Regions from separate parts of the Homo sapiens genome. Here region 2 is linked to region 1. Evidence: read pairs that join two places in POLR2A ChIA-PET (ENCODE). Cell type or tissue: PC-9. All regions are shown on one strand. Links, peaks and the distances in the headings refer to the core of each region. The heading gives the core; the rest is flanking DNA. Region 1 overlaps CABP7-DT (CABP7 divergent transcript). Region 2 overlaps UQCR10 (ubiquinol-cytochrome c reductase, complex III subunit X).

Evidence for each region. ChIA-PET counts read pairs that join two places held together with the same protein. Peaks named below come from ENCODE experiments on the same cell type or tissue, not always from the same donor. Only the 100,000 strongest peaks of a DNase experiment are listed, where the experiment ranks them.
Region 2: POLR2A ChIA-PET joins it to region 1 with 7 read pairs; 8 of 35 experiments call an interaction of 5 or more read pairs at or near these places.

What each region holds. Positions count from the first base shown.
Region 1 is chr22:29,707,280-29,713,771 of GRCh38, forward strand. The region is part of intron 1 of CABP7-DT (CABP7 divergent transcript); the gene reads right to left. Among named protein-coding and RNA genes, the nearest start is that of CABP7-DT, 9.4 kb to the right of the region's middle. In PC-9, for the core only: no CTCF peak of the experiment used is centred there; no DNase peak of the experiment used is centred there.
Region 2 is chr22:29,769,583-29,774,582 of GRCh38, forward strand. It overlaps UQCR10 (ubiquinol-cytochrome c reductase, complex III subunit X), which reads left to right. Exons shown (of 2, transcript NM_013387.4): 2 at 96-831. The coding sequence ends at 137. Among named protein-coding and RNA genes, the nearest start is that of UQCR10, 4.7 kb to the left of the region's middle. In PC-9, for the core only: a CTCF peak has its summit at 2,907; DNase peaks (open chromatin) are centred at 2,889 and 3,899; H3K27ac peaks cover 2,213 bases.

The DNA.
Region 1 (6,492 bases), core at 715-5,714:
ACTCACTGGGCCACCCTCGCCGAGGCTGCCTCCTGCACTCTGGATACTGCACACCAGGGTCAGCAGGGTAGGTCTGCGGATGCTCATTCAGTCATTCAACAAACACGTATTCACCAGGGCCTACTATGTGCTAGAATGAAGCAGTGAGCAAAACAGACTAGGAAACCAGCCATCACCCTCCATGTGACAAATATGGTCACAGGGCAAGCAGAGGGTGACTGTGCAAGCCAGAGGAAGCCTCTGAGCTGACTCGAGGGACCAGGGCAAGGAGTCTTCACAGGACAAAGCGAGCAGCTTCTAAAAAGGCCTCCATGTGAGAAAGGGCAAGGCATGTCTACACAATAGTGACAAGTTCAGGATGGTGGGGTTGGGACGGGGGCAAGGGCCAGGGCAGGCTGAGAGGTGAAGCAAGGCCAGTTTGGGCTCACCCCAGGGCAGGAGGGTGCTGGGCCAGGTTGGCATTTCCAAAAGACCCTGCTGCTGCCAGGGAAGGAGGCATGCTGAAGGTCTGCTGAAATTCAGGAGCAGGCAAGGCGTGGTGCTGTGCACCTGTAATCCCAGCACTTTGGGAGGCTGAGACAGGAGGATCGCTTGAGCCCAGGAGTTTGAGTCTGCAGTGAGCCATGATCACCCCACTACACTCCAGGCTGGGTGACAGAGCAAGACCCTGTGTCAAAAAAAGAAAAGAAGGCAGGGCACAGTGGCTCATGCCTGTAATCCCAACAATTTGGGAGGCCAAGGCGAGCAGATGACTTGAAGTCAGGAGTTCGAGACCATCCTGGCTCGAACATGGTGAAACCTTCATTTCTATGAAAAATACAAAAACGGCCAGGCATGGTGGCTCACGCCTGTAATCCCAACACTTTGGGAAGCCAGGGTAGGCAGGAGCTCGAGACCAGCCTGACCAACACAGTGAAACCCCATCTACTAAAAATACAAAAATTAGTTGGGCATGGTGGCATGTGCCTGTAGTCCCAGCTACTCAGGAGGCTGAGGTAGGAGAATCGCTTGAACCCGGGAGGCGGAGGTTGCAGTGAGCTGAGATTGCGCCATTGCACTCCAGCCTGGGCAAAAGAGCGAGACTCCATTTCAACAAAACAAAAATTAGCCGGGTGTGGTAGCACGCGCCTGTAATCCCAGCTACTTGGGAGGCTGAGACAGGAGACTCGCTTGAATCCGGGAGGCAGAGGTTGCAGTGAGCCAAGATTGTGCTATTGCACTCCAGCCTGGGCGACAGAGCAAGACTGTCTCAAAAGTAGAAAAAAAAGAAAGAAAGAAATGAAAAGAAAAATGCAGAAGCAGATCAGCCCTGGTGCAGGGGATACTGGAAGAGCCAGCGAAGAGCAGGGATGTGAAATCCTGGAACCAACGGCGGTCAGTACCAGAAGCCAGGGGTGGTCGCATTTGCCCCATTTTAAAGATGAGAAACTGAGGCTCGGAGTTGGGGAAGGATTCACCCAAAAGGTCATGCGGGGCAGAGAAACAGAGCTGGGCAGGAGGCAATGCTCGGTGAGAGCTCTCGGCCCGTTGGACCTCCATGTCCAGGCGCCCTCCCCCTCTGCCTGTAGAGGCTCAGCAGCCTGAGGACACCCCCACCAGCACCAGCAACTCCTCATTCAGGGAGGCAGCTGTCCCCTTCGCGCCGCCATGGACAGGAGCCAGGCAAGAAATATCACATCATTAAAATGACAAATCCCTTCACTAACTGAACCAGAAGGCCTGCCTCCCCACCTTGGATCCCCTCTAGCTCATCTCCCCTCCCAGGCTGGCAGGTGGGCAGGGGAGCCTGTGCGGGGTATGGCCTGTTGTGGTCAGGACCATCGCCTTGCTCCTGAGATGACCTTGGTCCCCAGACTTCTGCTTCACGGCATGGCTTTGGTGTCTGGGATCCCATCAGCACTTCCCAGCAGGAGCCCGGGAGAAGTAGGGGCTCCATTCTACAGGTGGGGAAACTGAGGCTTGGAGAGGCGACCCTCCAGGTAGGACACCCCTCTGCAAAGCTCCTGGCCACTGGGCCTGAGCAGAGACCCTGCCATCCCTGCCATTCCACAGCCCATGTCCTGCCCCTGCTCAGAACAAGAACAAAGCATGACCCACGCCTCAGGATATTTTCCCAGCCCATAACCAGCTGCAGAGCCTGTCTTCAGGGTCAATCCTGCCCCCTACCAGGGTGGGACATGTTTTTGTCTGAGCCCCACCTTGTCAGGAGGCCAGGGCAGGCATCATTCTCCTGAATTGACCGGGCAGGAACCTGGCTGCCTTGGGCAGGCTGCTGCCCTCAGTTTCCCCATCTGGCAATGGGAAGCTGCCCCTGTTCTTTTTTTTTTTGCTTTGAGACAGAGTTTCGCTCTTGTTGCCCAGGCTGGAGTGCAATGGCTCGATCTTGGCTCACCGAAACCTCCGCCTCCCAGGTTCAAGCGATTCTCCTGCCTCAGTCTCCTGAGTAGCTGGGATTACAGGCATGTGCCACCACGCCCGGCTAATTTTTGTATTTTTAGTAGACGGGATTTCTCCATGTTGGTCAGGCTGGTCTCAAACTCCCGACCTCAGGTGATCTGCCTGCCTCGGCCTCCCAAAGTGCTGGGATTACAGGCGTGAGCCACTACGCCTGGCCAGCCCCTGTTCCTTTTGACTGAGGCTGAGCTTGCACAGGGCCTAATGGATGTGGAGTGAGCACCTGTAACACGTGCATGTACACCGCACATTAGATGCCTGTGATGTGTGCACACTTGCCACATGTATGTTTCCACCTGCATCTGCCCTGGCCCCGGGTCCTCAGAGTGTCAGACCCCTGTGTGTGCACATCCACCCTGGCACCCAGACACCCAGCCACAGATGCACACATCTGCACCAACAGCCCACATCCACCCAGACCTGTTCGTGCACATCAGTGTCACATGCCCACAGACACTGAGAGCCCACATGGGGTCCCTGTTCCTCTGGGGAGCAGGGCAGGTGAGCAGATGGCAGGAGATGTCACCTGGCCCCGCTGGCAGCCCTGGTTCCCAGAATGACCCCTCTCTCTGCTCCCTCATCCTTCCTCCGGGCCCAGCTGGCAAGGACACACCGTCCGTCCGCCCAGTGTCCTGGTCTCCTTGGACGCAGACAGAGCCCACGGAAGCGTCTGGCGCATCCTGACTTGGCCGCAGCAGCTGCACCAGCACCCCCAGCCCTCTTCCCTGTGCCCAGCGCTGTCCTGCCTGTCCTTCCCCACCTGCTGGGTGGCCGAAGCAGCCGCCACACGCTACCATGTCCCCATGGTGGGGAGGGGGCTTCCTGCAGCAGCTACCACGAGGGGCCTCTCCAGCCCTCCCGCCTGACCTTGGATAGGTCCTTCCTCTCTCAAGGCCTCAGTTTTCCCATCTGGAAAATCGGAGGGAGGCTAAACTGACTTTCCAAGGTCCTTTCCACGTCTGGCTGTGGGATTCTCCCAAAGACCGGGAAAGGAAGGTGAGGCCAGGGCTCTGGTGGGGAGATTCAGGAGGAGGAAGCGGGGATTTAGGGACAGGCCTGCAGCGCTGGGTTCAGGGCTCTGCTTCAAGTGCATTCTCTCAGTTCGTACCCCCCACTGCCTCCCAATGGGGCTTCAACGCCATTTTACAGATGAGGAAACTGAGGCCTGGAGAGATACTACGCAGGGCAAGAACCCCCCACCTCCAGCTCCCTGCACTCCCTACGCCAAGGGCCAGAGCATGGGAGCCATGCCCAAAACATCCCGCACTTGCTGTCCTGCCCTCGGTCAGGGAGGTGGCATTCCGGGAATGGCTGTCTCCAGAGCCAGGCCTCTCCCCACCCCCTGCTCAAGGCTCCTGGCTCTGAGCCCGCCCAGGCACTGCCCGTCCATCTGCTGTTGCTTCCTGGCAGGGCGAGCGGGCCATACATCACTTAGCCATGCCGAGGAGGCTGGGCCGGGCAGCTGGGCAGGGTATTTCTGGGCTCGGGTGCAACCCCCTCTGTGGGATGTCAGGCATGGACACCTGCCTGGGAACAGGGGTCTTCTTGGGGCCCCAACCTCACCCCCATCCCCCAGATGGCAGGAGCCTGAAGGAGGCAGCTGGAGGCCACAGGGTGACCTGGCTGAAGGGGAGTGGAGGTCAGACTGACAGCCAGGAAGGTCTGAGGTGGTGCGGCTCTGTGGCATTTGGCAGGAGGACAGAGATTTTTATCTCCCCAGCCCCTCCACTTCGCCATGCAACGTGCTGATGTAGGTCGCTGGGGTGCTGCCTCCTGACTGAGCTGCTGCCGGGGGGATGGGTGGGGGACAGGTGGGAGCTGGGGCAGCCGGAAGAAAAAGGTTCACAGCCAGGGGCGTCTCAGCCACCACTCCTGTCCCCAAACCCACAAACCTGCCCCCCACCTGGCCCTGCCTACCAGGGCCGCTCCTGCAGGCAGTCCCTAGCTCTTCATCCATCCCACAACTAAGTACGAGCATCCTCTGTGTACCCCAAAACCAGGGACGCAGCAGCGAGCAAAACCCAGCCCCAGGCAAGGAAGGAGTCTGCGGTGTCACTAGGAGAAGGGCAAGGTTTGTCTTTTACTTGTTTATTTTTAAAGCTAGGGTCTCCAGAGAAGACCCAGGGAGAAGGTGAATTTTGAGTAAAGACTGGGCATGGTGGCTCCCATTCGGTAATCCCAGCACTTAGCGAGGTCAAGGCAGGAGGATCGCTTGAGCCAGAAGTTGGAGACCAGTCTGAGCAACATAGCGAGACTCTGTCTCTACAAAAAAATTTTTTAAAATTAGCCGGGTGTGGTGGCACATGCCTGTAGTCCCAGCTACTCGGTAGGCTGAGGCCCAGGAGGTGGAGACTGCAGTGAGCTATGATTGTGTCACTGCACCCAGCCTGGGTGACAGAGTGAGACCCTGTCTCTAAAAAAAGAGAAAAAAAGAAAAAAGAGAAGAAGAAAGAAAGAGAGAGAGAGAAAGAGAAAGAAAGCAAGAAAGCAAGAAGAAAGAAAAGAAAGAAAGAAAGAAAGAAAGAGAAGGGAAAGAAGGAAGGAAGGAAGGAAGGACCTGAAAAAGTGATTGTATTTGGGAGGAGAGCATTCCTGGCAGAGCACACAGCAAGTGCAAGGGCCCTGGGGTGGGAGTGCGCCTGCCAGGCGAGGCCAGCAGAGCAGGTGAGCTGGGGGAGGAAATGAGAGTAGAGAGGGGAGGAGGGAGACACTGTGGGTCCTGGGGCAACTTTGCTGACTTCAGCTCTTCCTTGGAATAGGGTGGGAGCCACTGGAGGACTGGGAAGGGACCGTGCTGTTTGGGGGAGTGATTGGTGGTAGCTTAAGGGCCCAAAGGGAGATGTTGGAGGGTCAGTGGGAGGGTCCTAGAGGACCAGGGGCCGAGCATGTGACAGAGGCCCTCTGCCATCTGTCTGTCCTCCTCCTCTCCCTTCCGCCCCTTTTTTTGCTTCCTCTCACTCCTTCATCCAGCAGGTATTTGCCGAGTGCAGGAACAGGTCTAGCCTTTTATGAACTCAATCCAAGGGATGCTCCGCCCTCCCCACCCCCTAGGAAGGCACCTCCAATGTCCACCCTGCAGCCTGGGGTGGAGGCCAGGCCACCTCAGCCGCTCTCCACACTCTAGATGGTCAGCCCAGGTGCTGCCTCCTGTGGGTGTAGAATGAACACCCGTGTACTGGTGTACGGGGCTGTCACACACACATCTAGGACCAGCGTGGAGCACACAGGATGTCCCCTTCCCTCCTGGGCCTCAGTTTCCTCGTCTGAGAAATGATTGGAGGACAGGACCTAAGAGCCTGTCCTATTCTAAAATGAAGACACACTGTGGTCACCCAGTGCCCTGGGGGCCACCAGTGCCAGGGGACAGGGCTATGGTTCTGCCTGTGTGGGCTTGGGCACTGGTGAGGCTGTGGCCATGGGCCAGGCTGCACAGAGCCCTGTGAGCCCCAGAAAGCCCAGGGGACAGGTGTGTGAGGACACAGGGAAGGACTAGGCTGGGGGAGCCCCTCCACCCTGGCCTGTGAGGACCTGGGGAGTGACCATCATTGTCCCTGTGTGAAATGCTCTCATAGCCCTCTTCCTCCTGACCTGATGGGACCCTGAGTCTAGGAGGAGTGGTGTGTAGACCCCTGGCCAAGCCTCCCTCACCCAGCTGCCCCAGGAGTAGCAGGAGAGCAGGAGGTCTTAGCAATGACCCAGCTGTAGCTCGGGAAGGGGCCCCGCCCCTCTTCCCTGCCCCTGGCCCCACATAGCCCCCTAGCTCACCCGGACCCCTGCAGCTCCTCTAATTACACAGCCATAAAGCACAAATCTCTAACGATCCAATTAGTAACGCTGTTACTGCTCTGTCCAGGACTAAAATCACCAATTAAACTGCTGTCGATTTTTCATCACTTAGACTCGGCACAGATGGGGCACTGCAGGCCTCAAGGCCCATCCTCGGACCCTTGGGTGGGGGGCCAGCCAGGGGTGTGGGCCTAGCTTAGCCCTGGAGGAAGTCCCTCCATCCACCGGGGCCCTCGTACCCCACTCCAGCCC
Region 2 (5,000 bases), core at 1-5,000, 62 kb after region 1:
CCCCCAAGCTCATTTTAGAGACCAGGGCAGTGGGAGTAGTTGTAAAATGTGAGAGGCAAAGGTCAAAGTTTGTGGCTCTTGTCTTTAAAATGCAGAAGCTGTGGAAACACATCAAGCACAAGTATGAGAACAAGTAGTTCCTTGGAGGCCCCCATCCAGGCCAGAAGGACCAGGTCCACCCAGCAGCTGTTTGCCCAGAGCTGGAGCCTCAGCTTGAAGATGATGCTCAAGGTACTCTTCATGGACCACCATTCGCTGTTGGCAAGAAACGGCTTTACTTACAAAACAGACTCTTTACCTTCTGCTGTGTTTGAAGTATGTTTAGTCAGCATGCTCAGGAAATAAATGTGAATTGCCCTTGAGACCTGCTTCTACATTGGTTGCTTTGTTAACTCTACCTGATCTTCACTTGTCAGTAATTTGAGACCACTTCAAAGCCCTCTGCAAACACCCCAAAGGCAGAATCTGCTATTTTGAGTTTTCCATTAACTTCCAAAGAATTCTGGTTTTCAAAACAGGAGCCAGAGTTGGAGATATTACAGTCAACTTTGGCTTCTAAGCCAGTAATTCCATTCTTAAATACCTCACTGTCTTGGCCATGGGGAAGCACTATGGCCTCAGCTGGGGGAAAGACCCTGGCCTAGGGGTCTTAGCCACTCCCCACCCTAGGGTATAGTTCAGGGGTATCCAATCCTTTGGCTTCCCTGGGCCATGTTGGAAGAATTGTCTTGGGCCACACATAAAATACAGTAACCATAGCTGATGAGCTAAAACAAAAAACAATGGTTTGTGCAAAAATCTCATAATGTTTTAATAAAGTTGAAGAATTTGTGTTTGGGCCTCATTCAAAGCCATCCTGGGCTGCGTGCAGCCTGCAGGCCACGGGTTGGACAAGCTTGGTGTATTCTGCCTATTACTGAGTATCTTTTGGTAAGCAGTCATACCTCTCTGGGTCACAGCCTCCTGCCACAGTTCCACTCTGATGAGTTCAGTTCATAAAAGTGCTTAGTTGGTGGGTTTGAATCCTTACTCCACTGATTCTAGCTATGGGAACCAAGGTGATATGGTTTGGCTGTGTCCCCACCCAAATCTCGTTTTGAATTGTAGCTCCCATAGTGCCCATGTGTTGTGGGAGGGACTCGGTGGGAGATAATTGAATCATGGGAGCGGTTCCCCCACACTGTTCTCGTGATAGTGAATAAGTCTCACGAGATCTGATGATTTTATAAGGGGTTTCCCCTTTTGCTTGGCTCTGATTCTCTTGCCTGCTGCCATGTAAGACGGGCCTTTCGCCTTCCACCATGATTGTGAGGCCTCCTCAGCCATGTGGAAATGCGAATGCATTAAACCTCTTTTTATAAATTACCCAGTCTCGGGTATGTCTTTATCAGCAGCGTGAAAATGGACTAATACACAAGGGCAAGGCACTTGAACTTGCTGAACTCCGGTTTCCTTATCTGTAAAATGGGGTAGTAGAACATACTGTGTGGGATTTTTGGGAGTATTAAAGGAGTTGCAGGCCTGTAATCCCAGCACTTTAGGAGGCTGAGGTGGGAGGATTGCTTGAGGCCAACAGTTTAAGACCAGTCTAAGCAACATAGTGAGATACCCTGCCTCTACAAAAAAATTTAAAATTACCTGAGCATGGTGGCACCAGCCTATAATCCCAGCTACTTGGGAGGCTGAGGTGGGAGGATTACTTGAGCCAAGAAGTTAAGGTTACAGTGAGTTATGATTGTGCCACTGCACTCCTGCCTGGGGGAGAGTGAGACCCTGTCTCTAAAAATTTTTGGCTGGGCATAGTGTCTCACACCTGTAATCCCAGCACTTTGGGAGGCCAAGGCAGGCGGATCACTTAAGGTCAGGAGCTCAAGACCAGCCTGGCCAACATGGTGAAACCCCATCTCTACTAAAAATACAAAAATTAGCCGAGTGTGGTGGCATATGCTTGTAATCCCAGCTACTCGGGAGGCTGAGGCAGGAGAATTGCTTGAACTCGGGAAGTGGAGGTTACAGTGAGCCGAGATTGCGCCACTACACTCCAGCCTGGGAGACAGCAAGACTGTCTTGCTCTGTCATCCAGAATGGAATGCTATGGCCTGATCTCAGCTCAATGCAGCCTCGACCTGGGTGCAAACAATCCTCCCACCTCAGCCTCCCAGGTAGCTGGGACTACAGGTGTGCGCCACCACTCCCCACTAGTTTTTTTGTATTTTTTGTAGAGGTAGGGTTTTGCCATGTTGCCCAGGCTGGTCTCGAACTCCTGGACTCAAGACATCCTCCTGCCTTGGCTTCCCAAAGTGTTGGGATTACAGGCGTGAGCCACCATGCCCAGCCAAAAATGTTTTTAAATTAAATTTTTAAAAATAGAGGAGCTGTAGGCCGGGCGTGGTGGCTCACGCCTGTAATCCCAGCACTTTGTGAGGCCGAGGTGGGTGGATCACGAGGTCAGGAGATTGAGACCATCCTGGCTAACACGGTGAAACCCCATTTCTACTAAAAATACAAAAACATTAGCCGGGCGTGGTGGCGGGCGCCTGTAGTCCCAGCTACTCGGGAGGCTGAGGCAGGAGAACGGCGTGAACCCGGGAGGCGGAGGTTGCAATGAGCAGAGATCGCATCACTGCACTCCAGCCTGGGCAACAGAGCAAGACTCCATCTCAAAAAAAAAAAAAAAAATAGACGAGCTGTAATGCAGTTAGCACAGTCACAGATGCTGGCACATGGAAGAAACTGTTGGCAGAGAGACATGGAGGCTAAGGACTCAGAAAACCAGACGATTCTGCTGGAAGGCTGGAGCAGTAGGAATGTGAAGAGGAGGAGTTGGAGAAACGTCTGGTCATTCATTCAGCAAGTGTTTGGCTGGCCACTGTGAGGCACTGTGCTAGCAGGACATATGATGGTAATATAGCATGTGGGGCTTAAACTCCTATGGGGAAGACACTAAAAGCCATCCTGTATTATTACAGACTGAGCCAAAGGCTCTGGGAAGCAGTGCAAGGAGAGGGAGGGATTAACCAGGGTGACAGCTGGTCTAGGGAAGCCTCAGAAGAGCTGAGACCGATAGGTGATAAAGATGAGCCACTTACGTTGGGCGTTAGAGGCAAAGCAGGGGAAGTAGCAGGTTTTAGGGCCCATATGGGGAAAGCACTTGCTGTGTTGCAGGAGCTCACAGGCCAGGTAGATGAGGTTGAAGGTGGAGAATACACGAGACCAGATCATTCAGGACCTGGTAAGTCATAGTGAAGAATCTGGGCCGGGCACAGTGGTTCATGCCTGCAATCCCAGCACTTTGGGAGGCCGAGGTGGGTGGATCACTTGAGGTCAGGAGTTCAAGACCAGCCTGGCCAACATGGTGAAACCCCTGTCTCTACTAAAAATACAAAAATTAGCGGGGGCGTGGTGGCGTGCACCTATAACCCCAGCTACTTGGGAGGGTGAGGCAGGAGAATCGTTTGAACCTGGGAGGCAGAGGTTGTAGTGAGCTGAGGTCTCACCACTGCACTCTAGCCTGGGCGATAGAGTGAGACTCCATCTCAAAAAAAAAAAAAAAAAAAAAAAAGAATCTGGATTTTACCAAAATTAGAATGAGTAGCTACTACTGAAAATGTCTTAAGCAAGGGAGCAACAAGCTCTGTCATATAAAAACCTCACTCTGGGAACTGTGGGGCAATTAGATTGGAAGTGGGTGGGAATAAAAGCAGAGAGCCTAGCTAGGAGGCTGATGCCTGGCTCCTGGTTAGAGCTGATGGCTGTTAGAGACCTTGCAGCCTGGCTGGAAACCGTGCCTCCTGGCTGGGAGTGCCAGAGGAGAACACTGGGAAGCCCTGAGCAGGCATAGAGCAGTTGTTTTGTAGCTGGGGTGGCTGCCTGGCCTAGTAAGGTAAATGACTCACCCGTCTGCCATCTTTCACCTACAGCCTGATGTGATTCAGCCAGAGCTGGATTATCCAGAATCTTCTCTGATGGAGGAAGATTCAGGTCAGGAAACCCATGGAGAGGTAGGAGAGACCCTAGAAATTGTCCAGTTTTTCCTACCTGAGGTGTATCTTTGTGAAGACGAAGTTGAAGCCTAGAAAAATCATGACCTGCTGAAGATAGTATAGCTCTGGGGGTCAAATCAAGACCTAAACCAGGCCAGGCGCGGTCAGACGTGGTGGCTCACGCCTGTAATCCCAACACTTTGAGAGGCCAAGGCAGGTGAATCACTTGAGGTCAGGAGTTCGAGACCAGCCTGGGCAACATGGCAAAACCCTGTCTCTACTAAAAATACAAAAATTAGCCGGGTGTGATGGCTCATGCCTGTAATCCCAGCTACTCGGGAGGCTGAGGCAGGAGAATCGCTTTAACCTGGGAGTCAGAGGTTGCAGTGAGCTGAGATTGTGCCACTGCACTCCAGCCTGGGCAACAGAGCGAGACCCCATCTCAAAAACAAACAAACAAAAAACGCATAAAAAATTAAAGTTAGTTTTATTCAGAAGTTTTTTTGTTTTTTCTGTGTGTGTGCTTTTTTTTTTTTTTTTGAGAAAAAAAAAAAAAAAAAAAAAGGAGCCCTGAACCAAAGCGGAGGCTATTCTAAGACTTTTGTTTTTGAGACGCCATAATAGCTCACTGCAGCTTTGAACTCCTGGGCTCCTCCTGCCTCGGCCTCCTGAGTTGCTGGGAGTACAGGTGTGTGCCATTGTGCCCAGCTAATTTTTTGCAGAGACGTGGTCTTGCCATTACCCAGAAGGCTCTTAAACTCCCGGCCTCCAGTGATCCTCCCTCCTTGGCCTCCCAAAACACTAGGAAAATAGGCGTGAGGCACTATCCCTGGTCTCAGATGTTTATGAATGATTTCAGCATCACATAGAGAATGACTCTGGGGGTTGAAGATTGCAACTTATATTAAATTGTTCCCAATTATTTGAGGGCAACATTCTGGTAAACAATAAAGCAGGGGCCAGGCACAGTGGCTCACGCCTGTAATCCCAGCACTTTGGGAGGCTGAGGCGGGTGGA